Regions from separate parts of the Mus musculus genome. Here all the other regions are linked to region 2. A link is a loop called in an ENCODE intact Hi-C map of the cell type or tissue named here. Cell type or tissue: heart. All regions are shown on one strand. Region 1 holds the start of Sorbs2os (sorbin and SH3 domain containing 2, opposite strand). Region 2 holds the start of Ccdc110 (coiled-coil domain containing 110). Region 3 overlaps Fam149a (family with sequence similarity 149, member A). Region 4 holds the start of Pdlim3 (PDZ and LIM domain 3). Region 5 has its middle 29 kb from the start of Tlr3. Region 6 overlaps Sorbs2 (sorbin and SH3 domain containing 2). Region 7 has its middle 44 kb from the start of Tlr3.

The links. A loop is a pair of places that touch in the nucleus more often than their neighbours do. Peaks named below come from ENCODE experiments on the same cell type or tissue, not always from the same donor. Only the 100,000 strongest peaks of a DNase experiment are listed, where the experiment ranks them.
Region 1: it touches region 2 in a loop (11-fold over the local background); 40 of 42 quality-filtered maps call a loop at or near these places.
Region 3: it touches region 2 in a loop (4-fold over the local background); 8 of 42 quality-filtered maps call a loop at or near these places.
Region 4: it touches region 2 in a loop (2.2-fold over the local background); 5 of 42 quality-filtered maps call a loop at or near these places.
Region 5: it touches region 2 in a loop (11-fold over the local background); 38 of 42 quality-filtered maps call a loop at or near these places.
Region 6: it touches region 2 in a loop (8-fold over the local background); 14 of 42 quality-filtered maps call a loop at or near these places.
Region 7: a loop joins it to region 2, with 8 times the contacts of the local background. A loop is called at or near these places in 39 of 42 quality-filtered maps.

What each region holds. Positions count from the first base shown.
Region 1 is chr8:45,815,327-45,819,326 of GRCm38, forward strand. All of the region lies in intron 21 of Sorbs2 (sorbin and SH3 domain containing 2), which reads left to right. It overlaps Sorbs2os (sorbin and SH3 domain containing 2, opposite strand), which reads right to left and starts at 3,971. Exons shown (of 6, transcript NR_045739.1): 1 at 3,779-3,971. In heart, a CTCF peak has its summit at 1,850 (motif pointing right); no DNase peak of the experiment used is centred here.
Region 2 is chr8:45,932,453-45,936,452 of GRCm38, forward strand. It overlaps Ccdc110 (coiled-coil domain containing 110), which reads left to right and starts at 2,167. Exons shown (of 7, transcript NM_001033246.3): 1 at 2,167-2,262; 2 at 2,566-2,712. The coding sequence starts at 2,253. In heart, no CTCF peak of the experiment used is centred here; a DNase peak (open chromatin) is centred at 2,439; H3K4me3 peaks cover 638 bases; H3K27ac peaks cover 548 bases.
Region 3 is chr8:45,360,679-45,364,678 of GRCm38, forward strand. The region is part of intron 1 of Fam149a (family with sequence similarity 149, member A); the gene reads right to left. Among named protein-coding and RNA genes, the nearest start is that of Fam149a, 20 kb to the right of the region's middle. In heart, a CTCF peak has its summit at 1,841 (motif pointing right); no DNase peak of the experiment used is centred here; H3K27me3 peaks cover 306 bases.
Region 4 is chr8:45,882,629-45,886,628 of GRCm38, forward strand. It overlaps Pdlim3 (PDZ and LIM domain 3), which reads left to right and starts at 2,859. Exons shown (of 8, transcript NM_001374652.2): 1 at 2,859-3,044. The coding sequence starts at 2,952. In heart, CTCF peaks have their summits at 2,154 and 3,428; DNase peaks (open chromatin) are centred at 2,093 and 2,803; H3K4me3 peaks cover 2,291 bases; H3K27ac peaks cover 2,600 bases.
Region 5 is chr8:45,437,648-45,441,647 of GRCm38, forward strand. No RefSeq gene overlaps it. Among named protein-coding and RNA genes, the nearest start is that of Tlr3, 29 kb to the left of the region's middle. In heart, a CTCF peak has its summit at 1,740 (motif pointing right); no DNase peak of the experiment used is centred here.
Region 6 is chr8:45,794,792-45,798,791 of GRCm38, forward strand. Sorbs2 (sorbin and SH3 domain containing 2) reads left to right here. Exons shown (of 24, transcript NM_001205219.1): 16 at 187-1,767. All of the region lies in intron 1 of Sorbs2os (sorbin and SH3 domain containing 2, opposite strand), which reads right to left. Among named protein-coding and RNA genes, the nearest start is that of Sorbs2os, 23 kb to the right of the region's middle. In heart, CTCF peaks have their summits at 252 and 1,640 (motif pointing right); no DNase peak of the experiment used is centred here.
Region 7 is chr8:45,452,422-45,456,421 of GRCm38, forward strand. No RefSeq gene overlaps it. Among named protein-coding and RNA genes, the nearest start is that of Tlr3, 44 kb to the left of the region's middle. In heart, a CTCF peak has its summit at 2,062 (motif pointing right); no DNase peak of the experiment used is centred here.

The sequences.
Region 1 (4,000 bases), 120 kb before region 2:
CTTTGAGGTCAGTTGCTTCTCCTTCAACTATGCAGTTTTGTAACATCTGCAGAACTTGGACGGATTCTAAATGGCACCCTGAGTTCTGGGGAATGAAGCCAAGGAATGTGGGGTTTTTCATCTATGCAGACTCCAGGGTTCCTTTCACCATATCTAAGTTAATGGGCCCTGATTTAGCTTTGGCTGGCCTGCCACACAGCTCTGCATTTCAAGGTCTTGGAGCTTAATTTTTAGTGTTCCCATTCTATTTCATAAGTACAAGTCGTGTTTCACACGTAAGGCATTCTGTGCCTTTTGCTTTGCAGAGTCAGATCTGCTTCCATTGTTGACGCAGACTCGTATTGCCATAGGGGAGGAGGGAGTGTCAGTTTGTAGAGATTAATCTCTACTGACAGCCTTCCAGAGCTAACACAAATACTCACAGGAGGCGATAAGAGACAGACAGACAGACAGACAGACAGACAGACAGACAGTAAGTTAATTTTATAAAACTTAACAGAACTCATTCATAATTTCCCATGGGTTAGTAAGATGCCTTGCTTTGAGTCGCCCTGAGGTTTTTTTCCTTGCCTATATTTCCATTTTATAAGTTTGTGTACTACTTAAATGTCTGAGGGCCAGAAGATTCTCCTTTATTTTAATATGTGTTCCACGTTCCTAATCTAAGAGAGAAAAGAGGCCGGCCAGTAAGTGATTTTTGTTTGTTAGCTGAGTCACAGCCCTCTATTTCTGGCTGACACACACTACAGCTAGCATTTGCTGAGAAAGAAAGTCTTGGGAACCCAAGAGCTCCAGAGACCTTGTCCACAATGGTTTTTAAAGTAGCATCCATACCTTTTAGAGAATCATCTAACCTACCGCTGATCCTCCTGGGGTGGCTTGAGGGAGGCATAAGTAAATACTTGGCTTTCAAACTTCTAGCTGCAATAGTGCATGTTGTCTGCTAATCCCAGATTATAGGATAAACCTCAAAGAAGCTTCATAAATTTTTATAACTGATCATATATATATATACATATATATATTGGTTTTTCGAGACAGGGTTTCTCTGTGTAGCCTTGGCTGTCCTGGAACTCACTCTGTAGACCTGGCTGGCCTCAAACTCAGAAATCCACCTGCCTCTGCCTCCCAAGTGCTGGGATTAAAGACATGCGCCACCACACCCGGCTTTGATCCTTTATATTAATCTTAATTACTGATCCTGGCTTTGCACAGTACCATGTGTTTAAAACCTGCCTCTTTTGTATCCATTTCTATATCATTTTTAAAAAAGGAAAACTCAAAGGATGTAATATGTACTTATGAAAATCTCTGGATGAAACCATTGCTTTCATATAGTTCATCCCCATGGTAACGTTGAGGAGGGAAGACAGACATTAAATATTTAGGGCTCTGTGAGGCATCATTGGGCTTTCAAATCTTTGTTGAACTCGAAAACCTTATCAAGAGAATATAACCATAGCTAAATTCTTGCTTAAAATGTCTCACATGGTAATGGCAACCTCTTAACTTGAAAGCTGCTTTCTCAAGCTCACAGTTTGCATAAGCCTCTCCAAATATTATAAGTATATAGCACTCTATAAAGATCTCAGCACACTGAGATGCTATGCATGATAGAAATGCCTGAGCAGTTAAAATAGAACTCAACCTTAAACAGTGCAGGCTAACAAGTCATTTCTTCTCAAGAATTGAGACTGCAGAAAAGGAAGAGCGTGGCCAGCAAAACAGATCATTATTACTTCCAATTATCTTGTAGGCTTCAGAACATCCTTTCAAAAAAATCAATCTAGGCCCAAGGGATTTAATCCCTGTTAACAAAAGGCGCAACTTTTACATGTTACTACCACTGACCACCACTAGGTGGCGATGGGGTGCACAAACTGTAGCAAAGATGGTATTTGGAAGCACTTTGCTTGAATAACCCACAGGAAACCCAAAACACAGATGCTGAGTTTAACCAAATCAATCCATCTAGTCCGTCATAATACGTCATTCAACAGAGGGCCAATCAAAATCGTCCTTCCATCTCTTTTTGTCATTTAATGAAGGGCAAAATGTCTTTAGATGTACGTCTGTGTAACTAACACCCACAGTGAAGTTGAACTATTACCTCTGGGGTTTTCACTGTATAGCATGTAAGATTAAGGAGAGGAATCTGTATATGGCAAAAGAAAACTATGAGGTGAATTATCTATTCCTTTATGGGCTCCACAGGGGGAAGAGGCTTCTTATCCTGTTTGTCTCCCTGATCTTAGGCTGAGGCATCTAAGCTGCATGACCAAGGTCGATAGCAGACAGTGCCCCACACAGACACAAATGCACATCCATAAGTGACCGTCAACACTACAATCCCTCTCCTCGCCAAGGACCCGTAAACTATATTAACTCTAATGCCGGAATGGGCAAGTTTCCTTAGAAACAGATCAGTAGTTATCCATTCATCTGAGGAAGATTCCTATCCAAGAAACTCTTTGAAATGTCACAAAAGTCACAATTGAATGAGATAGCGCAAACCCTTCATATTACAGGGTGGAAATTGCTGGCACACACCCAGGAATTACGTGAGCCCCACACAAAGAGCCCAGCTTTCCTAACTGTCAAAAAGACAGTGTACTTAAATAATTAGGGAGGTTGGAGGATCAAAGGCTGTGAGCAAGTAAAAGTCTAATGATAATACTAAATACCGGACTATCACCCCCAAATCTCCTTACTAACAGGTTGATACAGTTGTTAACTTCAAAAGGAATTAGAAAAGAACTGGAAGGGTAATGTGTACATTATGGGTGACTTGCACTTGTTTCTCTGTGTATTACATTAATTAATGATTCCTTAAATTAAAAGTCTCAAAAATGTCTAGAGGAAGGTCCCTCTTATGTAGCCCTGTAGGCCGGCCTTGAGCTCACTGAGATCTGCCTCCAGAGTGCTGAGATTAAAGGCATGCACCACCATACACAGCTTAGTCTTCATTATCCTTGAAAATAATATCATTTATGCATTCGATATTTTATATTTAATAATATCGTTTGTAAATTTAAATACTGTTTTATAGGAGTAAAGCATCTATGGGGCTGGGAATTCCTATCCATTCTTCAGTTTTAAATTTATGTATTCCATCATAGATATTGAAAAAAATTACAGGAATACTACTTTAAAATGTTCCCAATTAATAGGCTTACAGCAGTGAACTTAATTTGCACTAAGTTAATGATGTGGGTTAGGAAATGACGGTTGAATTTCGAAAGGGGTCTGTTCACAGTCTCATACTGACTGCAACCCCAGGGCTCTCTACCCACCCTTGGACCAGAGGTGTCTATGGACAGTGTCAGGGTAAATCCGTCTAGTTTATGATGATCAATAGTAATGATGTGTATCCAAGCACTGGTCCTGGTACCTGAAGACGTGGCCCTAGTGACTAATTGCATTATTATTAGCTTCTAGGCTCTGCGTTTGTTATCTTAGCAGGTAGCTGTCATTTAGCAGAACAATATTTGAAATGTGAATGGGTCATATGTATCTCTTTCCCTGAAACATAGCATATGGGTGGTTGATGTAAAATACACTGAGCTTCCATATTCAACAAACATGTTCAATTGCATTCTCTGAAGTATTTGTGTGGCTATACAGGATGCTAAGGCTCGTCATTTCCAATATTATAAGTATCTATTACAGATACTGGTCTTGATGCTTAGTTTAAAAAGAAAGGAAACTCTTTTGAGAGTTCAGTGCACTGGGGATTCCTACCAATATTTCTCTTCGAAGGTAAAGCATTATATGTTACCTGGATCTTGTCCGTTTGCATTCTTCTTAAAGTTCTCTGTGTTCCCTTTGGAAAACTGCATGTGCTTCCCTGACCCGGCCCTCACCCGGTTGCGAGCGGAGAGTTTAAATTCGCATCCAGCATGGGATGTCTGGCTCTTGACTTTTTCATCTGTACCGTACGTGGCAATGTCTTCCGTGAAGGGAAAGGCTGGGAGCGAGTGTGGTTCCGGCTGGGCGTGAC
Region 2 (4,000 bases):
TGTTAGTTAACAGGTAAAAGTAGATTTTTCTAAGAGGAAAATTGGTTTTGAAGTAAAAGGATTTTGAAGTGTTATGACTTTTGGCTTTAAAAAAATGATAATGTTGATTTTAATCCCCATAAGAAAGGACTTTACAATTAAAAAGTCAGGCTTTTATAAAACAGTTGTGGGGATGATCAAAATATTTGGCCAGAGAAGCCATAGCCTGACAAAATACACTTTTCTGTCTATTGATATGAGAATGAATTAGAGAAACTGTCACCGACCAAGCCAGGAAAATTTGAGCATTCATATAAGTAATCTTAGCAACAGAATAAAATCCATTGCTAACTAGTAAATAATATAAGAAACAGTGATCCATACAGAGATAATTATAGGTAAACTAGAAAACCAAAAGCTTGTGATGAATGGAGTTATTGTATAAGCCAAAATATTTTATGCAAACTATTTCTTAATCAAAAAAGAACAAAGGTTTAATATCTATGGTAGAGATTAGTTAGTCACCAAATGAACACCACACTGATGCTGTAGACCACAATCCTGTGCCACCCGAGAGACTACAATGAGGACCAACAGCCATTATGCCCCCCTGACAAGAGTGCATGGCCTGATCTACCACTAGGAAACACCCACAAAAGACACAAAAACATTTTACAGAATAATTGGTCTAGAATGTTCTAAAATGTTAAGGCCGTAGGAGTTCAAGATAAATCAAACTGATCAGATTAAAATGCATTAAATAAACAGATCATGGCAACTGGATGTAATGCCAGCCTTTAGGCTGGGACCTATGGCTACCCAGGGCATTACTGCAAGAATGTCAGTGATGCCTGGAAGCTATAGGGTGACTATGCATCAGCACTAATCTTGAATATTAACAGTGTATTGTGCTTCTTTTCAGTATTCTTATAAAATACACACCCAAATGTTCAGGAGAGATGGGATGAAGTCAGCAATTTGCTCTTAATAGTCCAGGAGGACAGGCAGATAGTTGGCGAATGGCTTACCACACAAGCATGAGAACCTGAGTTTGATGTCCACGGTAAAAGGCCAGGGGCAACATGGTGCACATGTCTGTCGCCCTTTGTCCACATTGAGGATCCCTTTGGGCTCACTGACCAAACAATAGAGACTGTCTGTGAGCTCCAGGCGCAGCAAAATACTCTGCTCCAAAAACTTTAGGTGGATCTCAATAAATAAATACAGCATAAGTCTCTGACTTCCACACTCATGTACACACACACACACACACAAACACATACATACATACCTGCATGCACACACACACACACACATACAACACACACACACACACAAAACAAATTAATAAATCTTTAAAACTTAAACCTTTTCTACTAAAGGTCATTTTTCTGATAGATTAACTGAGAAGTTATCCTAAAATAAAAGTAGATTTCTGCTGAGACCAGTGCACAGATTAAAATTGAGGTTAACATTGCAAACACTTATCATTTTGTTTTACAGTCTATGCCAACTGTTGTGACTTAGTCATCTCATGAAAATCTCCAGGTGATTTCTATGTAATAGCCAATACTCACCGTCACCATCCACAAATTAGAGTTGTCACATAATATTTCATTGTTACATTAATACCCAGCATTTGATGAACTATATTATTTTCTTTAGAATAGTGGTTTAACAGATGTATTAGGCTGAAAAATTTAAATGTATTAAAGCTGTCCAATGCGACCAAAAAAAAAAAAAAAAAGACTGTCGAGTCTTGTAAAAACCATTGCTCCAGAAAATAAGAAATTATAGCTCATGAACATTAAACCATCATGCCTCTTCCCTGAAAGTAAGCCAGGTGTAATTTATTAAGTAATAAATTATTACATCATAGTGGCTGTCAATTCCTACTCACAGTGATTTAAAATTCAGTTCTCAATGACTGTATATTCTATCTGAGATAACTGATTTTGCAAAAATAAGTCATATGTATTTATTGAAAACTTTTACTTAAAAGCTCGTGTTTTCTAACCAGTCACTCAAGCTCTGCTTCCCGGGGAAGCACCCGCCTTTTTCAAGTGTTTTATCAAGTGTACAGGAAAATCAGTGCACTTCATATAAATGAAAACCAATCACATCGTCTGCATCAGCTCCGGAAAAGGGTGGGGGTGGGCAGGGCTCCCCCCCCCCCCGACCTCCGTTACTAGGCAACGGGATGCTGCGGCTAGAAGCGGCAGAGCTGAATGCTTGGGGCAAGGCAGTTGGTGGAGAGATCTTAAGCGACAGAAATGAGCCCCGGTAAGAACGATCCGGGAGGCTGTCCTCTAGAGGGAGGCTCTGGGAAATGGAGGATAGTGGAACCACACCCATGTCCCTTCATCCCAAAGCCTCCGGAGTTTTCCGGATGGGTCTGGTGTGCGTTATCTTCCCGACCTCAAATCCCCTGCTCAGTGAGAAAGCACTCGCCTGCCCCCTGGCGGGATGCCGCCTTCACCCCTATTTGCAGAGTTGACATCTCTACCTGATCATAGCGCGCCCTCTGGTGGCCACAGAGGGCGTGGGCGACCCGAATGTCCGTGCCTCGCTTCTTCACCTTCCCAGGCTACCTTCCAGCTCCAAAAGCTGTGCTCGGGTCTGTTCCAGAGAAGCACCTCGCGGAAGAAGATGAAGTTGACTCCATTCTCCTTTCAGCATCCAAGATCCTGAATTCCTCTGAGGGGGTAAAGGAAAGCGGGGGCAATGAACCAGGTAAAATCTACGTTTTTGCAGTAAATATTGGTGGGAAATGAGCTATAGCATGGGGAGGATATTTGAAAGAATTCAAACAGCCACGAGTTCCGATAAACAAAGACTCAGATGTGTAGAGTAACTTGAGGACCACAGAACACTGCCATTGGGATCTCACTTCCTGAAGAGAAGCCCAAAGGGACAGCACCCCTCTCACATGGGTGCACAGTGGGACATCAAGAGAAGGAGCCAGGACTTATGAGCAAAGGTGGCTTTTAGATTGATGGGTGGGACCCCAATCGTGAGTTCCCCAGGTGAGGCAGAGAGAATTGATGGAGTAGACATGGGACTGGGTTCCTTTTCACACGTTAGCCAATGCAAGGCCACACCTCCCCTGATAAAAGTCAACTTGATTGAAGATGGAGAACATGGAGGATGAGTAGACCATCGCTTTCTGTATTCCTCTGTTACCAGGCATGAAGACCTGTAATCTTCCCTGAGGAACCAGCAAAGTGGGGCAGGGTAACGAGACTAAATACCATCACAGATGGTTAAAGACATTTAAATAGCCTAGTATTTACCCCTGCGCTCAACAAAGGTCAGAAAAGCTGGAGTCGCCTCAATACGGCAAGCGCATGTGTGTTGCACTTAGAGGCTGAGGAGATGGTTTCAGGAGTGAAGTTCTTACTGGGCAAACATCAGCTCGAATCCCCTGTAAAGGTCAGACTCAGGGGAGACAGAATCCGGGAAGCCATGGACCATTTAGCCTCATGAACACAGCAGCAAATAAGAAGAGTTCACCTCAAACACAGTAGATGACTGATACTCCTGTGATACTCCACAGCATGACTTATACAAATAAGAGCAGCTAGTTAACTAACTAACATAACTAACCTTAACTTGTCAGGATGCGTATGAGGGGTACCTTCTGGTTGGTTCTGGCCCTCCTTTTCTGCTTCTGAGCCTCCATCCATTTGCTCAACTGCAAGCATTTTGAAGAACCTGCTGTATCAGGCCCTGATCTAGGAGTTGGGCATCTGTAATTATCAATGACAGTTGTCACTTTGACAGAAGCTAGAATCCCTCGGGTAATGAACCTCTGAGCCTGCCTGTAGGGGATCATATGGCTTTCAATGGCTGAGGTGGGAAGAGCTGCCCACTGTGGGTGGCACCATTCCTTGGCTGTGGTCTACACAGCTTAAATGGAGAAAGGAAGCTGAGCACCCACATGAACTCATTCTTTGCTCTCTGTTTATTTACTGTGTATGCAACTCAGCTATCTGTCCCATTGTAATTCACCCTGAAAGAA
Region 3 (4,000 bases), 570 kb before region 2:
AGGCGCTCGCAACTCTTATTGCTGATGAGTACAGCCTCGTCACTTGGGCCCAAGGGCCGATTGGTAAAAACTGACATCTCTTGTTTTCATCTCCTGTCGATCACCTTTACTTTAGCTGAAGGCACGCACAGATAAGCCATTCTCCTAAATTTTGGATCCCTAAAATGACATACCACAGGGAAAGTCTTGGGCCTTGCTCAGCTTCTTCTCTTTAAATCTGAAACTCGTGTCGGGATCCAGAGGATGAATGTGGGGTCTTTGGACTCCTTTCTCGGGTTCCCTTCCCAATGTGGATGCGCTGAATAAAATTCCTTCCTGATTTTTTAAAAAAACATTACTCATCTTTACTTTTACCATTCCTTTTATTGGCATATGGAATGGATGGCAGAGCCTTTGGGGGCTTCCAGAACCACCATGGCTTTGGCTCTCAAAGCCCCAGTTTCGAGAGGAGCCACCAGCCTTCTACACAGACAGAGAACAACGGAGGTTCTTGCAGGGATAGGATAACCTTGTTGACCTTCTTGTTTAACAAACACAGCAAAGGCAGGCACATGCCGACAGTTCCCCATGAATACTCACTTCTGCTCTCTGCCATCTTCCCGGCCCTTATCCCACTCTCTGTTTCCAGTCTTTGTGCTTGCTGGTGCTATTGCAACCTATTCAGCAGGTTTCTCCCAGAACTCTGGGTAAGCGGTCCTGCTTCCTTTTAGTCCAAGTCAGTGGTTCTCTCCACTACTCCTCCAACACGACTCCCCTGTAGCACACTGCCGTTTACTTAAAATTCATCAGATTTCATTGTGTTCCCTCTAAGCCATACCACCATTTGTGAGTTGGCCCTTTGGTGAATGTCAAGGCTTCTGATAGGATTTTTAGGATCTTTGAAGACCACGTGATATAAGAAAACACTTCAGCTCTTTCTGAGTTCTTTATGAGCCACACCTTTGACTTCAGCTGTGATCAATGAATGCTGTGTCGGATCTCATTCCTGAACAGAGCCCATCTCCTAGTGTTGCCTAGGGAGACAGTCTTACCTTCAGAGCTTTGGACACCCAAAGGGCAGGGTCTGAGCTGAAACGACGACCATCTAATGCACACCTAGGCCAGGACTGCTCAATTATGCATAGCTCTTGTCCTGACTCCTATTTCCCAAGGGCCCTGTTCAGCACCCCAACAGTTCCACTTTCATTTATTTCTATGGCATTTAGTTCATGCCTATCTTTGTTCCAGCTTCAAAATCTAGAACAATGCTTCCTGCTTAAGTAATGAAGTGATAGAAATCTTCTTATCTAGTGGATCCAGACCACCTACCACTGCCCAGAAGACAAGGGAATACATATTTGCAAATGAATGCTCATTTATAAGCACAACTACTCACACACACACACACACACAGACACACACAGACACACACGCACATAGACACACATACACACACATACGCACACACACACACATACGCATGCACACACACAGACACACACACATATATACACACACACGCGCGCGCACACACACACACACACACACACTCACACACACACACACCCCTTCCAGTTGGTTCTATTTCTCTGAAGAGCACTGACTAATACCTAATCCTCTGGTGAAAACGGGGGGATGAGCTCAGTCACTAGTAAGACCAATGGCGAGTGGCTCATTGTCACGAATGTACCTTAATAATAGATGTTAAAAATAGAGCCTCCTTAAATATGAAATTACTGTTAAATTCGAAAACTAATACTTAATATTTGTACTAATCTTCCTTTTTCTTTTCCCCAATTACTGTTTAGCCAAGACTCTGATATGAAAATATTGTGGCCCAAGGCTCAAAGAAAAATCCAATAGGTGGCGCCACGTCCCTTTTAGTTGTTAGTTTCCTTACACAGTTTTTGATACTGCTTTACCATTTGAGGTTTTGTTTGTTTTTTTTGTTTGTTTGTTTGTTTGTTTTGTTTTGTTTTGTTTGTTTTTCAAGATTTAGGATTTACTAGATTTTCATTCCAGAAGGGACGGCGAATCTTGTTCAGATCTGGAACCACTCTTTCTGTGGTAATTACCCGGCACACCCGGCACACAGGAAGTGCCTTCAGATTAGAATCTACCACGGGTGGATGGAGAGCTTGCAATTTGTCAGGCGAGTAGGACCAGAAGCTTCATCTTATCCTGAAACCTATCCTGAGTGAAGCTCCTCTCCGATACAAAGGGACAAGCAAGGTCAGCAACATTGTGTAAAATGTCAGGGGCAAGAGGTTTTATACACACTGGCCCAGGCTGACCTTATATATTTACTTTATAAAGATTCATCTCAAACTCATTAACTGAATTCATTGTAGTGGAGTTCTTTTCCTTCCGTGCTTCTTTTATTTACATACAACAAATATGTTCCACAACATTTGTTAACATTTAGAATTTATTAAGCATGTCTCGTTTGTCAGACCCTGCTCTCAGTGCTAGGTATAAGAGAGTATTCATGTTTCATAACCGTTTATTGTGAATGAGGAAAAAATAAATAAAAAGGAAAGAAGGCACATTGCTACTCCTTGTTACGGTGGAGAAAGTTTATTATAGACATGTGGGAGAGTATAGCCAGAGACAGGCACATCTGGGAGAATCCAGAGTGATAGTGACCCTGAGAGGAGAGGGGGGAGGGGAAGAGATGGAGAGAGAGGAGAACCAGGCTCTGCAGCCAGGAGGCCAAAGGTACAAAAAGGGCAGGTAGCCAAAATGGCTGGATTAAATAGGGGAAAGCCTCTGGACAAAGGGCAGCCCAGCCTCTGGGCTGGAGAGTTCAGGTTACAGGGCAGGGTGTTATATCCATACCCTGTAACAAGTAGGAACTGAGGGATGCTGGGAGAACTGGCAGCCAGGTCTGTTTTAATATGCCAAATAGGTACCCCAGTTGTTTGTCTGGGTTTGAAACTTAACATCTTCCTCTACAGAATCAGGACAAATAGGTTTCCCCGAGTCTCGATCAGGCTAGGAAAATCAGAAGTGTTACAGCTCTTAGAAAGGAAGCAAAAAGGTTTGGGTGGCCTGCCCAAGACAGGTAGCCAGGGTCCTGGGTCTCATCCACTACCACAGCAGTGCCAGTGTCAGCGGCAGAGGTGACTGAGGCTGGCGGTGGTGAGCAGTGTGTCGTGTGTGGCGGTGCGCGGTGCGGTGCGGTGCGGTGCGGTGCGGTGCGGAGCCTGTCCAGTCAGTCAGGTTCGAGGTTCAACGATTAATGCTTCCGGAAAGAAACCTCTTCCCCAAGTGTTTACATCTCAGTAAAAACTCTTAGACCATCCTCCGTAAAAATAACTTGTGCACTTTATTCCATGTGGGCAGGGGCTTTATAAACATTGAGGAGTAGAGTGGGACCCAGGGCTAGATGCTCAGTTTTGAGATGACGGGAATGCTCTATTTGCATGGGGAAGGACACTGGGTAGTTTCCCTACCTGACAGATTGTCATGGTCCTCTCAGTGGGGTGTCATGATAATGGGTTCCTGAGCAGGGAGAGGTCCCACTCCTACTCTTCTCAATTCTGAGATTCAGAAGGTTTGAGCTCACTTAACCTTACTTACTAGTTCTTCTGTCTGGTGGCACGGTCTATTTGCCCCACGAACACACCGAGGGTCACTGTGATTAATTCTATGCTGCAGGTCAAAAATCTAAGGCGGAGGCTGCATGGCGTATTCAACGTGTAATTCAATCTGCAGGGTACGCCAGAGCCCTCTCTGGGTGACATGAGGACTCTATGGGCTGCATTATTTAGCAACATACTAATTGCTAGCCTGAGAAGGGATCACAAACGGAAAACTCTAAGACTTGTTACAAAGAAAAAAAAATATAAAATCCTATGAAGTTCACTCTTTTACCCAAGATCACAGAAAGATGCAAGGTTCGTATATTACTCATAATGAAACACATGTCCAAACTCTGAAAGGAGATGGTGAAATCTCTAAAGGACATTATTTGTTGGATAGAAACGTGACATTGTCATCATTACAATGCTTTATCGGA
Region 4 (4,000 bases), 50 kb before region 2:
GTATGTAAAAATAAACAAGCATGCCCATCTCATTTGTATAAACTTGCTTTGCTACAAGAATATATGCATACTGAAGATTTTTAAAGTAGATTTCTTTATGATTTATTAGTAACAATTTTTGGCTTACAACTTACTTTATATTACATATGTGTGTATATATGCTATATGTATATATGTGAACCGATAATTATCAAATTTGCTCTATGCTCCCAGCAGGTTTGTAGGCCTCCTCTACACCCACCCAAATATTTTGGATTCGTGAATGAAAAGACACAAATGCAACCTCTATATTTTAATATGCCTTAACTATCTCAGTAGCTTGGCCACTCCTGAACCTCCACGTGGCTAACACACTCCCCTCCGATATTCCTGAGTAAATACTTACTAAATCTGTATTTTATCTTTGCTGCCCTGGACCCTACAGGGCAGCCCTCTGGGGCTGCTCTCCCCTTTGCACCTACATTCCTGCTGTCTCTCCCTCCTGCACCTTCCCTGTGTGGTCTGTCTCCTATGCCCTTGTCATGGTGGAATCCTTGTGTTTCTTGCCCATGAATCCTAAAAGTCCTGCCTCTGTCTCCCTGCCCAGCCACTGGCCACTGGCAATGGTACTTCCCAGTCAGAGCCAACTGTGGGCAGGGACCCTCAGCACAGATGTGAAGGTTCCTGTGTGATTTGGGGAGCTGAATTAACACAAACAATATTAGAACCAACCCCCACTATATATGTATGTATGGAATATGTATGTGTGTTTGTATGCATGTATGTATGTATGTATGTATGTATGTATGTATGTATATTCAGGTTCATATCAAATTTCCTGAATAAAAATGAGTCATTAATGGAAAAAGTTGAAGAAGCTCTGATCTAATGGCACCAAATATTTGGTGCAATGATTATATATATACGGAGAGAGAAAGAGAGTGAGGGGGGGGCAACCGGACCTATTAGCCAAATCATGAGATAGGTTTAAATAATTGGTGATGACAGTTATACAACATCTCATTATTTTTGCAACAGTTATTTGTGTGTGCAGACATCTGTGTGTGTGTAGCTGTGCATGCGTGTATATGTGGGTGCACACAGAGGTGTGGGGCAGGGTGGGGGTGTACAACAACCTAGCCAGTGACTGACAGAGGAAACGTGGTCTATAATCATACACCTATTCACAGTAGACAAAATCAACAGAACATGTTATGTTTATTTTACTGATAATTCAACAAAGTAGGACACTGGAAAATACCTGGATCTAGAAAATTGGCCTTTCTATCCCCTGAGACCCAGGCAGCCCAGCACAGTGGGTGGAGTGGTGCCATCCCTGGCTCTGGGTGGGCTGGTGACATTCCTGCCCTGAGCTTTCCCAGACTGTTTTGTTCCATTTACAGGTTCCTGGATCTGTTATCTTTGCTCCAAGCACCGTCCAAACAGAACGCTCTATTGCAAGTGCTCTGCTCTCCTGGGCCAGGATGACCCTGTGCTTGCTCGTTAAGTCCAAGACCCTTCTCTCGGGTTTTAGGCAATTCACACTTCTCTTTCCCCATCCTTGCCTCTCTTCTTAAGAATCAGAGCATCCTAACCCATAGCACCAGATACACTTGATTCTACACTACATCTAAACCAGGATGCTACCCAGACCCCCCCCCCCCACACACACACACACACACCTCTCCTCCTGGTCCAAGCAGACCCTCGAGTTGAGCTAACCTGGATTGTTTATTTTACTTCTACCATTTGTTAGCTATAGGATTTGATGTGAGCTCTTCCAATTCAGAGAAGCTATTCGCCAGCCTGAGAAATGACACCAGCCAAAACAAAGGCACAAAGACACAGGTAAAGCAATCATTACCACACCTGGACCACAGAGGTGACCAACAAATCTCCTTGGTGACCTTCTGCCGTTTCCACTTTCCCAGACGGATTCCTTCCATTTACGGGTTCTTAAATCACTTTTTTCTTTTCTCCCAGTACATCGGAACAGAATGCTCTATTGCAAGTGCTCTGCTCTGGGTCCCCTTTACTCCCACTCCCACAGACACCTTCATTTTGGCTGCAGCATCCAGAGAGGCGTCCTGACTCTTGCCTCCATGTATTAAACAGCCGTGTCCAACATGCAGAGTCTAAGCAGTGTGCTGCCGCCTGCGGCTGGGATAGTTGTGAATGTAGCCCAAACTTAAAACGAAACGTACTTAGCACGCGGTGAGATATTGAGGGGTAAGCAGGGCAAAAGAGGGGGTGATTCCGAGCGTAAACTTCACAGATAACAAAGTCATTTCTGTATCACAAAGACAAGCACAATCTGCGTGGGAACATATATTTTAATTATAGAAATACTCGACTTTTTTTGTTTTTTATGCTGTGCGGGGCGCTGCACAGAAACATTTCATTTTATTGCCACCAAATCCTTCCAATACTCCTACAAGTACAATAATTACTCCTGTTTTTACAGCCGAAAGAAATGAAGACTTTAACTTGACCAAAGCTAGATACTAAGAGAGAACATCAACGCGTGCACAAAACTGCTAAATTCCTAAGTGCCTGGTTGTGCTTGGGTTTTATTTTAATTGAAAGCATAGAGGCTGCGGTGTGATTGCTTTTAACTTCCCAGTAAAGTGCACCGCTGAGCAAGTAGACGATAAACAGGAGGACAGGTGTTACTTAATGGAATGATGGAAGCTGTAACCCGAAGCCTCCTTGGGCGGGGAGAGGTCTGGGCGACTGCACCCAGCTGGGAGCGCCTCTGACCAGGCGCTGTCTCTCACTTCCAAAGTTGGAGCTCTCCTTGGTGGGAGGGGGCGGGGAAGAGGGGAGGCCAGTGACGTCACTCGCAGCAGGGATAAATCTCCGGGACAGCATTCCCAGTTAGGTCGCAGCCCCAGGAGCTAAGTAGGTTGTCCGGTTCCGAGACAAGCGCTTTGCAGAGCCACCGTCGCTGGACCCACTCGAGGGAAGGCACCATGCCCCAGAACGTAGTTCTCCCGGGTCCTGCGCCCTGGGGCTTCAGACTCTCTGGGGGCATAGACTTCAATCAGCCTTTGGTCATCACCAGGGTAGGTGTTTTCCATTCTGATTTTGTGCTACAGGTCACCTGGCATCCGAGAGTAGCCCTGGAGTTAAAGAGAGAAACCAAGAGACCCAGGGAGGGAGGCAGGATGGTGCACTGGCGGGGGCCTGAGCTTCTGGCTCCCAGTTAGACTTCAGCAACAAGCTGGAGGATGCAAAGCAGTTCTGAGATTTAATCAAGGCAGCTCACAAACTCTGCATCCCTTTTCCTTGGTCCCCAGCCACATTAGCCAGAAAGGTCAACTGACAGTGCTGGGCTCAGAGGAGGGCTCCATAGCTGAGGGGTGCTTTTGGCTCCCCACCACACACACACACACACACACACATCAGATATGGAGAGCAAGAAAGAGGTGTCACTCTAGTGGTTATTTGGTGGCTCTACACTTGCATCTGAGCAGTTTTCTTGCCTGGATGGGAACTTCAGCAGGGTACTGTTCTCAGGGCACAGCTTGGACTGGCCAAGTCGGAACCTCTCATATCAGCCAGACAGGGAAAATATTACTAATGTGTATTCCTCCGTTTCCAGGCATTTTGGATAAATATTTTTCCAAAGCTTGGAACTTGGCTGACGAAGCATTACCTATAACTCAAACTGCAAAGAAAACCTGGGCTATAGTTTACCTGATAGAGAGCAACCACTCAGTCTAATAACTTTAAAAAGGAAGACTGTAGTAGCAAAAAACCAAACTGCCTTATTCCAGGGTATCTTAAGCAGAACCCAACAAGAAGGAGGGTGTAAAAATGAAACCCAGGGTTCCTTTTCTGTCAGCAAATTTCTAGAGTAATTGTTAAGCATCTAGTTGATAACTTCCTCAACTTTTGAAAGCAATCTTTTCAGTTACTCATGCAAGCCGTTCGAAACGTGAAAGCACAAACTTTTAAATGTTATCATTTTATGTTCCAAGTGTTATGGTTTTCTTATTTTATGCTTCTCTGCTCATGC
Region 5 (4,000 bases), 490 kb before region 2:
ATAGAAACGATCACTTGATAGTGACACCATCTGATTCTCCCATAACCAACACTTTGCCTGCCATTATTTGGTCCTGTGTGATGACGTGTTTTCACAGAAGCAAATCCATCCTGACATCTAAAAATGCTATGTAAAGTTAACTTTCTTTTTCTTCACTTTATGACCTGGGATCCACATTTGAAACAACCATCCCCATCCCTCCCCATGTTCTGCACCATGGTTGCCTTAGTATATATAATACTATTCCAGTGAACATGACAGAAAGGAGATTAAGGATTCCAGCTATGTAGCCATGGTTGGCCATGATTCCAAAGCATTCTGGAAGAAAGAGGCATTCGGTCCATGAGAGCACCGTGGAGCTTGATAATGGGAAATCGGAGAACTGCATCGCTGTTTTATCATTGAATGACTATGGGACCTTGTGCAAGGCTACTAAGGTCTTGAAGTCTCATATTTTCCATATGTGAAGAATGCTGCTGATAATTTCTGCCTGAGAGGACTATGGCATGGATTAAATAAAACCATGTGTGGACATATGACAAACAACACATATTCAACTAGTGGCCATTGCCGTTGTCACTATCCTGTTTAATAAAGTTTCAACAGATTTTTTTTTATAGTAAGATGCATTCATGGCAGTGTAGTTTATCAGATCTGTCCATTTGCCCTCAATAGACATAATGATATGGATTGTTAGGAACAGGAGTGGCAGATTCAGGAAAGGAGCAGACACAATCGCCCTTCAGAAATGAGCTGCATTAGGGGAGATAGCCTTAAAACCAGGTAGGCCATGATTGGCCTTACCCAGAGGTAAGGCAGCATTATGAAGTTAGTACATCACACCAGCAGCAAACTGACGGGACCTTGGTGGTAAGGGAATTATAGACAATAGGAGAACATCAGCAGAGATAGCTTAAAGTGAAAGAGGAGGAGTTGGTTGCCATGGGTAGCAAGATGCAGGAAGCATACAGGGGGAGAGAGACTATAAGAGTATGTAACATGGAAGGAGGCAAAAGTCCCCTATTCCTATGTTACACATTCCCCATCCTCCACCAAGTGGGAGGGTGGTTAGCTTGGCATAGCTCAAAGACAGTTTCTGGGTGGGTATCAGAGTTGTTTGAGATAAGGAAGAGTGTTTGTTTATAATATTCTGTTATAGTTTTAGAAGAGGTAGAGACCTGAGCTCTACAGGAAGCATGATCGGGCTTGAGAGAGGGAGAGAGAGAGAGAGAGAGAGAGAGAGAGAGAGAGAGAGAGAGAGAGAGAGAGAGAGAGAGAGAAGAGAGAGGGAGGGGGAGGGGGAGGGAGAGGGAGAGAGGGGGGCAGGTTGCTAGGGAGTATGATCTAACAGATGCAATATGCCTCTATCCTCTGGTTCCTTTATGACTGCCTTTTTATTTTCCTTTCTTCCTTCTTTCCATCTGTCCTCCACTCACACCCAGAATCACACATGATGTATAATCACATGCAACTCCAGACAGACTATGATGTTAAAGCTGGCTTGTGGCAGACCCAATCTAAGCCAGAGTCAGGCTTCCAAGGCATGACCCCATCATAATTGCTGCCGTGCCTTAGACTTAAGGATTGCCTCAACGACCTTGTAAAACATGCACACGATGCTAGGAATGCATTGTTTGCAATGCTTTCACAGTTGTACAGAGGGAGCTTGACTTGATCCTATTCCTCATTCCGTTTCCAATTAGGTAACTAGGAAGTGAGAACTGCTGTTTCAAAACTTAACACTAGATGGAGCAGAGAGATCATTTTCCCCTTTCACTTTAGCCGTCCCTGAGTTTAGATGCTGTTTAGATGCTGGCTAAGTAAATCTAGAGGACTAAATAACTCTTGTAGAAATTAGAACAAATGGAAACTAAGTTTTCTCTTTTCTCGACCTCTTTATCGTTTCCTTTGTTGTCTCTTTCTCCCTGTGGTCCTCTGCAGTGCTAAACCGGATCAGTGTGTTGTTGTTGTTTTCTTTGAAGCATTGTCCTCTGGTTAAATGACCTGAACTACAAATAGCATACTTACAGGGCTAGAAGGTTAGTTTGGATGTTCAGCACTGCAATGACATATGTACAGAAGATAGTTGCCCTACTCCACATTCCAGTGACTAACGAATAAGCAAAGGGCGTCCCCTCTGCCTTTTTCCTATCGTTTATATCAAATGCCAGTAGTGAATTCCTCTCAACATGCCAGACCCAGTCAAATTGGATGCATACACAAGCATGTGTGACTTTAATATATGAAAATATAAAGCCTGAGTAGTATAACTAACTGAAAGGCTGTATGCTTAGCATGTGTGGGTGAAACACTGGGTTTGATTTTTAGCAACACACACACACACACACACACACACACACACCATGACTTGAGATCTTGAGAAGTAACTGTATAGCTATAAATTATTTATGAAACTTTGTTATCATTCAAAGACAGGTGGATCTCTATGAATTAGAAGCCATCCTGGCCTACAGAGTGAGTTCCTGACCAGCTAGGCTACTTAATGAGGCCCTGTCTCAATAACTGCCCTTGCAAAAGTTAAGGATTTTCCTAGCAAGTTAATTTCAATACAAATATATGTGTGTACTTAAGCACTAATTAAGGCAAAACTAGAAATATTATTTTTCTAAAACATTATTATATATCATTACACGTGTCATACCTCTGAGGGTAGGAGAATGGGAAAAAGAAAATGGTAATTAATGTGTTTATTAAAATTATGTGTATGATAGGGGAGTTTAAGATATATTTAATTAATCTTTGAGAGTTCCATACAATGTATTTTCATCATATTCTCTCTTTTCCTCCTCCTAACTCTTGCCAGATACTCCCCAAATCCTTACCCCCTCCTGTTTTATTTTGTTAATAACTCAGTTTGTGCTGGTCTCATATATCCATGAGTGTGCAGCCATTCCCAGGAGCATGGTTGTCTCTTAGACAAAGTGACTCTTTCTCCTCCAGAAGCCAGCACCTGCCCACAGCTCCTCAATAGAGGAGGGGTCTCACAGGCTGGGACTCTGACTTGATCATATGCAGGCCACTGTGGGTTCACCAGTGCAGTGCCATGAAGACACTGTTCTATTCTGGTTCTTCTCACCCTCTGGATTTACAATTGTTGCTCCCCCTCCTCCTTGTGATGGTCCCTGAACATGTGCGTATGTGTATGTGTGTGTGTGTATGTGTGTGTTTGTGTGTATATGTATGTTTGTATGTGTGTGTATATGTGTATGTATGTGTGTATATGTGTGTATGTGTGTATGTATATGTGTGTTGATGTGTGTGTGTCCATGTGTGTGTCTCTCTGTGTGTGCATGTGTGTGTCTCTCTGTGTGTGCATGTTTGTGTGTGTATGTATATGTGTGTTGATGTGTGTGTGCATGTGTGTGTGTGCATGTGTGTGTCTCTCTGTGTGTGCATGTGTGTGTGTGTGTGTGTGTTGATACAGATGTCACCTTTTTGGCTGAGCACCTCACTGACACTCTGCACTTTAACTAGTTGTGAGTCCCCATGCTGACCACCCTTCACTGCACAGAGAGTCAGGAGAAACGATCTTAAGAGAGAGGGAAGTAACGGAATACAGGTGACATGAGAACAGAAGGGAAAGAGAACCTTCTGGAAGGGGAAGGAGCCCAGAGTATGGGGAAAGGAGAGAAAAGCACAATGACACGTAAGCAGAACAAGGCCATCGTGAAAGCCATTGCTCTGCATTCTAACTTAAAACAAGGTCAGTGGGGTAAAATACAATGAAAAACAGCAATTATACGCACACAGCAATCTCCACAGATATGGGTGCTGTCAGCAAATAAGGTAAAATGTACTCAGATGTTTTTATTTTCTTGCCTATCCAGTAGAAACTTCCTCTGCACTCTTTGTCATGTGTTCATGGTCTTTGGGAACGGTGGTGGCTTTCTGTTCAGATGCTTTGCTCAGGTTCTCTTTGTTGGATTTGACTTTGCATACAGGTTGTGTCCCCTAGTCTTTCCAGCAAAGGTGTCCGATG
Region 6 (4,000 bases), 140 kb before region 2:
GTTGCACTGAAAAATATTATCTTGCTTCCCTCTGAAATTAAAGCTATGTGTGTTAAGGTGGCCTATATTAAACCCACACTAACTGCCTTCTCTTTGCTGTGCTAATATTGACATGCTCTCCTTTCTCTGCGAACCTTTTAACTTCTCCAAATGTCTTTCTCCTGCCATGCCGCTCTGGACTGAAAGGTGGGGATGATAGCAAAATGTGTCCGCCCCTTTGCAGTTACTCGGGGCTCAATGGCACCCCCTCTGGTGAGTTAGAGTGCTGCAACGCTTACAGACAACATTTGGACGTCCCCGGGGACTCGCAAAGGGCCATCACTTTCAAGAATGGCTGGCAAATGGCCCGGCAAAATGCAGAGATCTGGAGTAGCACTGAAGAGACCGTTTCCCCCAAAATCAAATCACGTAGCTGCGATGATCTCCTGAATGACGACTGCGACAGCTTCCCAGACCCTAAAACCAAGTCAGAGAGTATGGGTTCTCTGTTATGTGAAGAAGACTCCAAAGAGAGCTGCCCCATGACATGGGCGTCCCCCTACATCCAGGAAGTGTGCGGGAACAGCAGATCTAGGCTCAAACACAGGTCAGCCCATAATGCCCCAGGCTTCCTCAAAATGTACAAGAAAATGCATCGCATCAACCGCAAGGACTTGATGAATTCAGAGGTCATTTGCTCGGTGAAATCCAGGATCCTGCAGTACGAGAAGGAGCAACAGCACAGGGGGCTGCTGCACGGATGGAGCCAGTCTTCCACCGAGGAGGTGCCCAGGGACGTGGTGCCCACTCGCATTTCGGAATTTGAAAAGCTGATTCAGAAGTCGAAGTCTATGCCCAATCTAGGAGATGAAATGTTATCTCCTATAACCCTAGAACCCCCACAAAATGGTTTGTGTCCCAAGAGGCGATTTTCTATCGAGTCTCTGCTGGAGGAAGAAACTCAGGTTCGTCACCCTTCTCAGGGTCAGCGAAGCTGCAAGTCTAACACCCTGGTGCCCATCCACATCGAGGTCACCAGCGACGAGCAACCTAGAACACACATGGAGTTTTCCGACAGTGACCAAGATGGGGTTGTGTCCGACCACAGCGACTACGTTCACGTCGAAGGGTCGTCCTTTTGTAGTGAAAGTGACTTTGACCACTTTTCATTCACATCCTCTGAAAGCTTCTACGGATCGAGCCATCACCACCACCATCACCATCACCATCACCGACACCTCATCAGCTCCTGCAAAGGCCGATGCCCGGCTTCTTACACTCGATTTACCACAATGCTAAAACATGAAAGAGCTAAGCATGAAAACATGGACCGACCCAGAAGGCAAGAAATGGATCCTGGCCTGTCTAAGCTTGCATTTCTAGTCAGCCCTGTGCCTTTCCGAAGGAAAAAAATCCTGACTCCCCAAAAACAGACTGAAAAGGCAAAATGCAAAGCCTCAGTAGTTGAAGCTCTGGACTCTGCCCTGAAAGACATTTGCGACCAAATAAAAGCCGAAAAGCGGAGGGGAAGCTTGCCAGACAACAGCATCCTGCACAGGCTTATCAGTGAACTGCTGCCACAGATTCCTGAAAGGAATTCATCTCTTCATGCTCTCAAAAGGAGCCCCATGCACCAGCCTTTCCACCCACTGCCTCCAGATGGTGCTAGTCATTGTCCCCTGTACCAAAATGATTGTGGGAGAATGCCTCACAGTGCCTCTTTCCCTGACGTGGACACAACCAGCAACTACCACGCACAGGACTATGGGAGTGCACTGAGCCTCCAAGGTGGATGCTCTTTCCTTTCTTTGTCTCACGTGGCACAGATCCCATCCTTTCTCGTATTCGTTTTTTTCCCATCCTGCATCTCATCACTCTTGAGCCGTGAGACCACGTGACGTCATTATGTGTTGCCAAGGAAAGAGCTGTGTGGTGCGGCGTGTTTGACTACGTAGTTCTCATTTGCCTGTGTGCTATTTGACATTCATGTGTTGGCTGAAAGTACTCATCAATTCACAAACATTTACTCACTTAAAACTAAAAGAAAACGCAAATTTGTCACTTAATAAAAACAAGTCGGATGTTGTTTAAAAAAAAAAAAAAGAAAGAAAGAAAAAGAAAAGAAATGATAAATCTCCACATTCTTAAAGGCTATATTTACTTATACTAATGCTATACAGCATGCTTCACAAACAGTAGATCCAAATGTTTTTTAAAAAGCAGGCTATATAACTGGAAAGCTTCAAATCAAGACATTGATTCAAATCCAGAAACCAATTTTCTAGCAAAATAACCCATTTTCTTTGGCTATCTAATATCCTAAAATAATCACCTCTCAAATTCAAAAGGCTAAATCAAGACAAAAACTATAATTCAATATATGTATCCCTAAGATATATTTAGATTCATTATGAACCAAAGCCAGTGGTTTCATGGACTTTTCTTAGATTTTTATATTAACCTTAGAACACTATACTTATTCACGCAAAGAAGTTGGTCCCCACAAATTGTTTACTAACTCCCTCCATTTAAAGGGCACAATTTGAAAAATAAATAAAGGGCACAATTTGGATGGAATTTTGTAAATGTATCTTTTAGATATAGATATGACTTCTATCATTCAAGGATCTCATTTTCTTCTTTCTATTACTTGATATACACACTTGCTATTTCTGTTAGGATAAACTTGTACTGAAATGTGAATTGGATTATGCTAAACATGACTCTTGAATAAGTCCATTTCACAGTTAACACAAATGTTAGAAGGCAAATGACAGTTCTAACCAGAGGTATTTACTGAAGTTAACATAACTTTATAACAGCATGCTTTGGTGCTTTTAGCTACTTCCCAAGTGAATCTGTGTAGGACAGACATGTCATGAGGCTGGAGTAAATATTCCAGACTTGGGAGTGGGCTGTCAGTAGCGAGGCTTTAGACACTAGCTCTGCAGAGAGCTTTAGCTAGATGCATTGTCCAACTGAAACCAACATGAGTCAATGGATTTGTATTATTATAAATGCATTTGTATTATTATAATATAATATTATTATATTGAGAAATTGAAGGACAAAGAGGATAAAGTTTCTCAATATAACACAGATTACAGTAACAGCAAGAGAAGTCAAAGCCCTGTTAACTAAAAATATACAGCATAAAATATAATTTCTAATGGCAAAAAACCACAAAATTGTTACTAACGACTGGACAATTTTACTTATTGGTATTTACCTTCACTTTAATTTGTACTGTACAACATGCTGGAAAACAATAAATTAGAATAAAAGGGGATGAGGTGATGGCTCAGTAGTTAACAGTCATTGCTTATCTACCAGAGGACCCGGGTTCAGTTCCCAGTGTGCACATGGCAACTCACAATGGTCCATATCTCCAAACCCAGGGAAAGACTGCCATCAAAGACACTGCACACACATGGTGCACAGACATACATGCAGGCAAAAACCCATACACAAAAATAATGTCATATAAAAAGGATAGAACAGATAGAATAATGATTTAATAATATTAATAGTATACTTTTTAATTTACTTGATAAATAAAATAAATTTCGAATTCAAAAACTTAGATAGACACTTTCTATTTAAACTGAAACAAGTTGTAATCCAATTTTTTAACTACCTTCTTCAGTTTTCTGATACCCTGATATATAGTATATAGTACATTATCAAAACATGAGTTTAAATCACTTAAAAATATACTATATACACAAATAAAAATTATCTTGATGGTTTGTAGTATTCAACATATTTATATTTGTTAGAGTGAGTAAATATTTTCCTAAACTTTGACCCAGTTACACAGGTAAAATTCTATGATGATGCTGGATACTTTTATACCTTTAGTATCATCCTGCATGCAAATCACACAACTATGTTAGGTTTAAGAAACTGAAAGGGAGATTTGCAGTTGTCATTTTTAAATGTAACTATTTATAATTTGTTTTAGTGAGAAAAAGGCCTCAGTATTTCATAAGCAATTTGGCAACTTCATATGAAGCTTTCT
Region 7 (4,000 bases), 480 kb before region 2:
GAGGTGAATCTGCAGCAGCCTGAGTTTAGACAGCATCTCATCAGATGATTGGTAGCATAATGCAATTTTAAAAAACTAAAAATAAAGAGAAAGTGTTTCCTTTTCTTTAACTGCTTACTTTTAAAAACAAATTGATGGAGACAAAGATCAGACTATAAGAAGAGGAAGGGAAAAAATGTAGGAAATTTCACAGAATCAGGTATGGTAACACGCTTAAAATCTTAGTACTTGGGAGGCCGAAGCAGGAGGATTGTGATTTCAAGGCTAACCTAGGCTGCATGGAAGTTTAAGGCTAGCCTGGGCTCTCTAGCAAGATGAGATCTCAAAAAAAAAAAAAAAAAAAAAAAGAGTAAAGAGAACATGAAAAGGCGGACTGGGGTGAGAATAAGGAACTAGAGAAAGTGGGAGGAGGGAGAAAAGAGGAAATAAGGATGGGGAAGGGAAGAAGGAAGGAAGCAGAAGGGGATGATGGAGAGACTGGAAGAAAGCCCCACAGCTCCGTCTGCATGTGCCAACATATCCCCAGTATTTAAAGGTCAGACAGAGTAAGGGTGGGTGTCCTGAGCCCTGAAGTATGTTCATTACACACGCTAATTAAGCAGCCAGCGTATTCTGGGTTGTCCCAGCATCCATTTTTCTATTATTCTGAATTCTCACAGAATTAAGAAGTTAAAACAGTTGTCAAGATTTGTCAAAGGAGATGTTAAACATCTCCATATACTTATATATCCAATATCTATTTATAGATTAAACATCTATAAAAAACAACAATGTCTAAATTAAGTATGTATTTTTCTTAATACAAGCAGCCCTCCATATCCTGTACTCCTATCTCATAGAAGGTATTTTCTGTTGGTTTGTCTCTTAGTTCTCATATTCTGTCAAAACCATACTCACCATATTATACGGTTTGAATCCAAGTACAACAGCCCTTCTCTTCCTCATACAGTGAAGAGGTGACCTTCTCAGTAGTCATTCATGATGTCTCCTTTGAGATTTAGTGCCTCAAAAGTGATTTAAAGCACGTGGATGGTCGTATATTCTGGGAAATTTCCCCTTTGTACAAGGGCTGAAATATTCCACTGTGCAATGTTATCCCTGTGTAGCACACTCATCTTTGTGATAATGATTGTGCAAAGGCAGCCAGCTATACCACAGGGGTGTTCTGCAAATATGGGTTACACAGTTTTTGAAGAATCATAAAAATAAAAGCATGCATTTTCCCAAAAGCCAAAAACCATGTGTTTTCTTTACAATGAGACTTTTAGTAGTAGGCCTATAATGAAGGCAGGGACACACTCACTCACACGCACACACACACTCACACGCGCACACACACACACACACACACTATGTATAATATAACATAACAGTATAATTTAGCTATATGACAATTGTATATTTTATTGTATATATTTTAATATAATTTACCTACACTATAAATACAATTTTAATGTAAATTGTCTGTACTATTATATAATATAATTTGAATGTAATTTTCCTAGAATATAATTTCAAAATTAGACATTATGCAATGCAACTTTAGCATAATGGGACATAATACAAATTTCAAGTATAGACATTGAATGTCTGGGGCAAATCCTAAAACAGAATTTCAAAGAGGCGTTCTAAGTGACAACTGAGAAGTATCCTTTTTCCTCACTGGTAACATGTTTATTTAGAATTTTATGCTTTTCCACTTTGTATAAAGGCGCTGGACTCTCATCTGTGAGGCTGACAAGGGGGGATTGTTTGCAGAGTTAACCGATAAAAGATCACTCGAAGATTCAGTAGGGATTGAAGTATCTTGAATCTAACCGGAAGAATGTTGCACTATGAATGAGATAAATGTGTGATCTACTGCCCCGAAGGCTGAGTTGGACTCTGGGGCTGTAACCACCCAGATAAGTTAGACAAAACCAGGATTATTGGGGTCTGGATTTTACCCAGTGAATTCTGCCAATCATTTCCTTCCCGTTGGCGAGCGAGCAGCAGATTGCTGTTCACAAAGTCCTCAGATTACCCACAGGGTGCTGAGAGAATATTAAAATAAATTCCAGTTCTGCCCATTGACCACAAGAGGGCATTGTTGTTCTCTGGATGTACAGCCAAGAGTTCTAACAGGAAACCATAGGAAGCCTACAATGCAGGGTACAAGTAGTAGACCTGGAATGCCAGGGCTGTGCCCATGCACCACGGCTGCCAGTCACATTGCCAACAGAACATCACCCCCACGCTGAGTAGCGGAGAAAAGGAGAGTATCTTCAACACCCTGTTCTAGTCCCTTAAGTCTCTTCCTATGTGTTGAGCTCTCGGTACCTATCTGTGACCATACTATGCACTCTGGCAGGGGTTGGTCCATCGCAATGAGTACCTTAAGACAGGAATTTACCCATCGGCATGATAAAATAGTGTGGATCATCTCTCCCTGAGGAGACTACTGAGTCTCCTGGGGGGTAGGGTGTCCATCTTTCCTTTTGTTTCCTTTCTTCTCATCTCTGTGGGTGACCATCTCCTTGCTCTCCATTTCCAGCGCCCCAGATCTCAGTGATCACTTTTGGTTTTTCTCACAGCCTCTGCTAGCTTCCGGCCTCTGCTAGCTTCCGGCATCCAACCCTCCTTTCTGCAGTGTCCTCCAGTCTTACCTAACATGTCACCTACACAAAGACCTTTCCTTAAGCTTTATTTAAATCCGCAGGCTGGGGCGGTTGCATCTGAGTAGCTCTACCTCGCTCACACTGTCTGACACATGATGTATTTTTATGGTGTCTATTGCCAGTCCCTTGCTAAGGAATGCGATTCACAAGGGAGTTTCTGTCTATTTTGTCCTCGACCATATCTCATTGCTTCCCAAAGTGCCCAGCACATGATCAACATGTGGTAAACCTATTTTGAATGAATTAAAAAAAAAAAAGTATTTAACAGAGAATTTTCCCAAGCCTGGGCAGAATAAAAAACAAACAACAAAACCAACTTGTTAACGTGAGCAACCAAAGCTGTTCAGAGAACAAAAGTTAAAGGTCACTAATGGAGGGAACCATGAAAGCCTGCAGTAACATCACAGCTCTGATAGTGGATATTAGCCCAGAAACTTAGAATACCCAAGATATAAGATACAATTTGCAAAACACATGAAACTCAAGAACGAAGACCAAAGTATGGACACTTTACCCCTTCTTAGAATTGGGAACAAAACACCCATGGAAGGAGTCACAGAGACAAAGTTTGGAGCTGAGACGAAAGGATGGACCATCTAGAGGCTGCCATACCCGGGGATCCATCCCATAATCAGCCTCCAAACGCTGACACCATTGCATCCACTAGCAAGATTTTATTGAAAGGACCCAGATGTAGCTGTCTCTTGTGAGACTATGCCGGGGCCTAGCAAACACAGAAATGGATCCTCACAGTCAGCTATTGGATGGGTCACTGGGCTCCCAATGGAGGAGCTAGAGAAAGTACCCAAGGAGCTAAAAGGGTCTACAACCCTATAGGTGGAACAATATGAACTAACCAGTACCCCCTGGAGCTCGTGTCTCTAGCTGCATATGTAGCAGAAGATGGCCTAGTCGGCCATCATTGGGAAGAGAGGCCCATTGGTCTTGCAAACTTTATATGCCTCAGTACAGGGGAAAGCCAGGGCCAAGAAGTGGGAGTGGGTGGGTAGGGGAGTGGGGGGGGGTATGGGAGACTTTTGGGATAGCATTGGAAATGTAAATGAAGAAAATACCTAATAAAAATAATAATTTTTAAAAAATCTACAGAAATTGTACAAATGAGATTTTTCTGGGCTGCACAACGAGCCAAGAATTCTTTGATATGAAGACCCCTAGAAGCTGAGTCACAGGAGACTCTGGGAAGCTGAGCTTAAGGATGGTTAGTTGAAGATTTCAAAACCATCTGCCCCACAGCATTGTCTTCTGTGGTGCCAAGCTGAGAACATGTCTATAGTTCCAAGAGCGTGCTATGAGGACTTCAGTAGGAATAGGTAACGTGACAG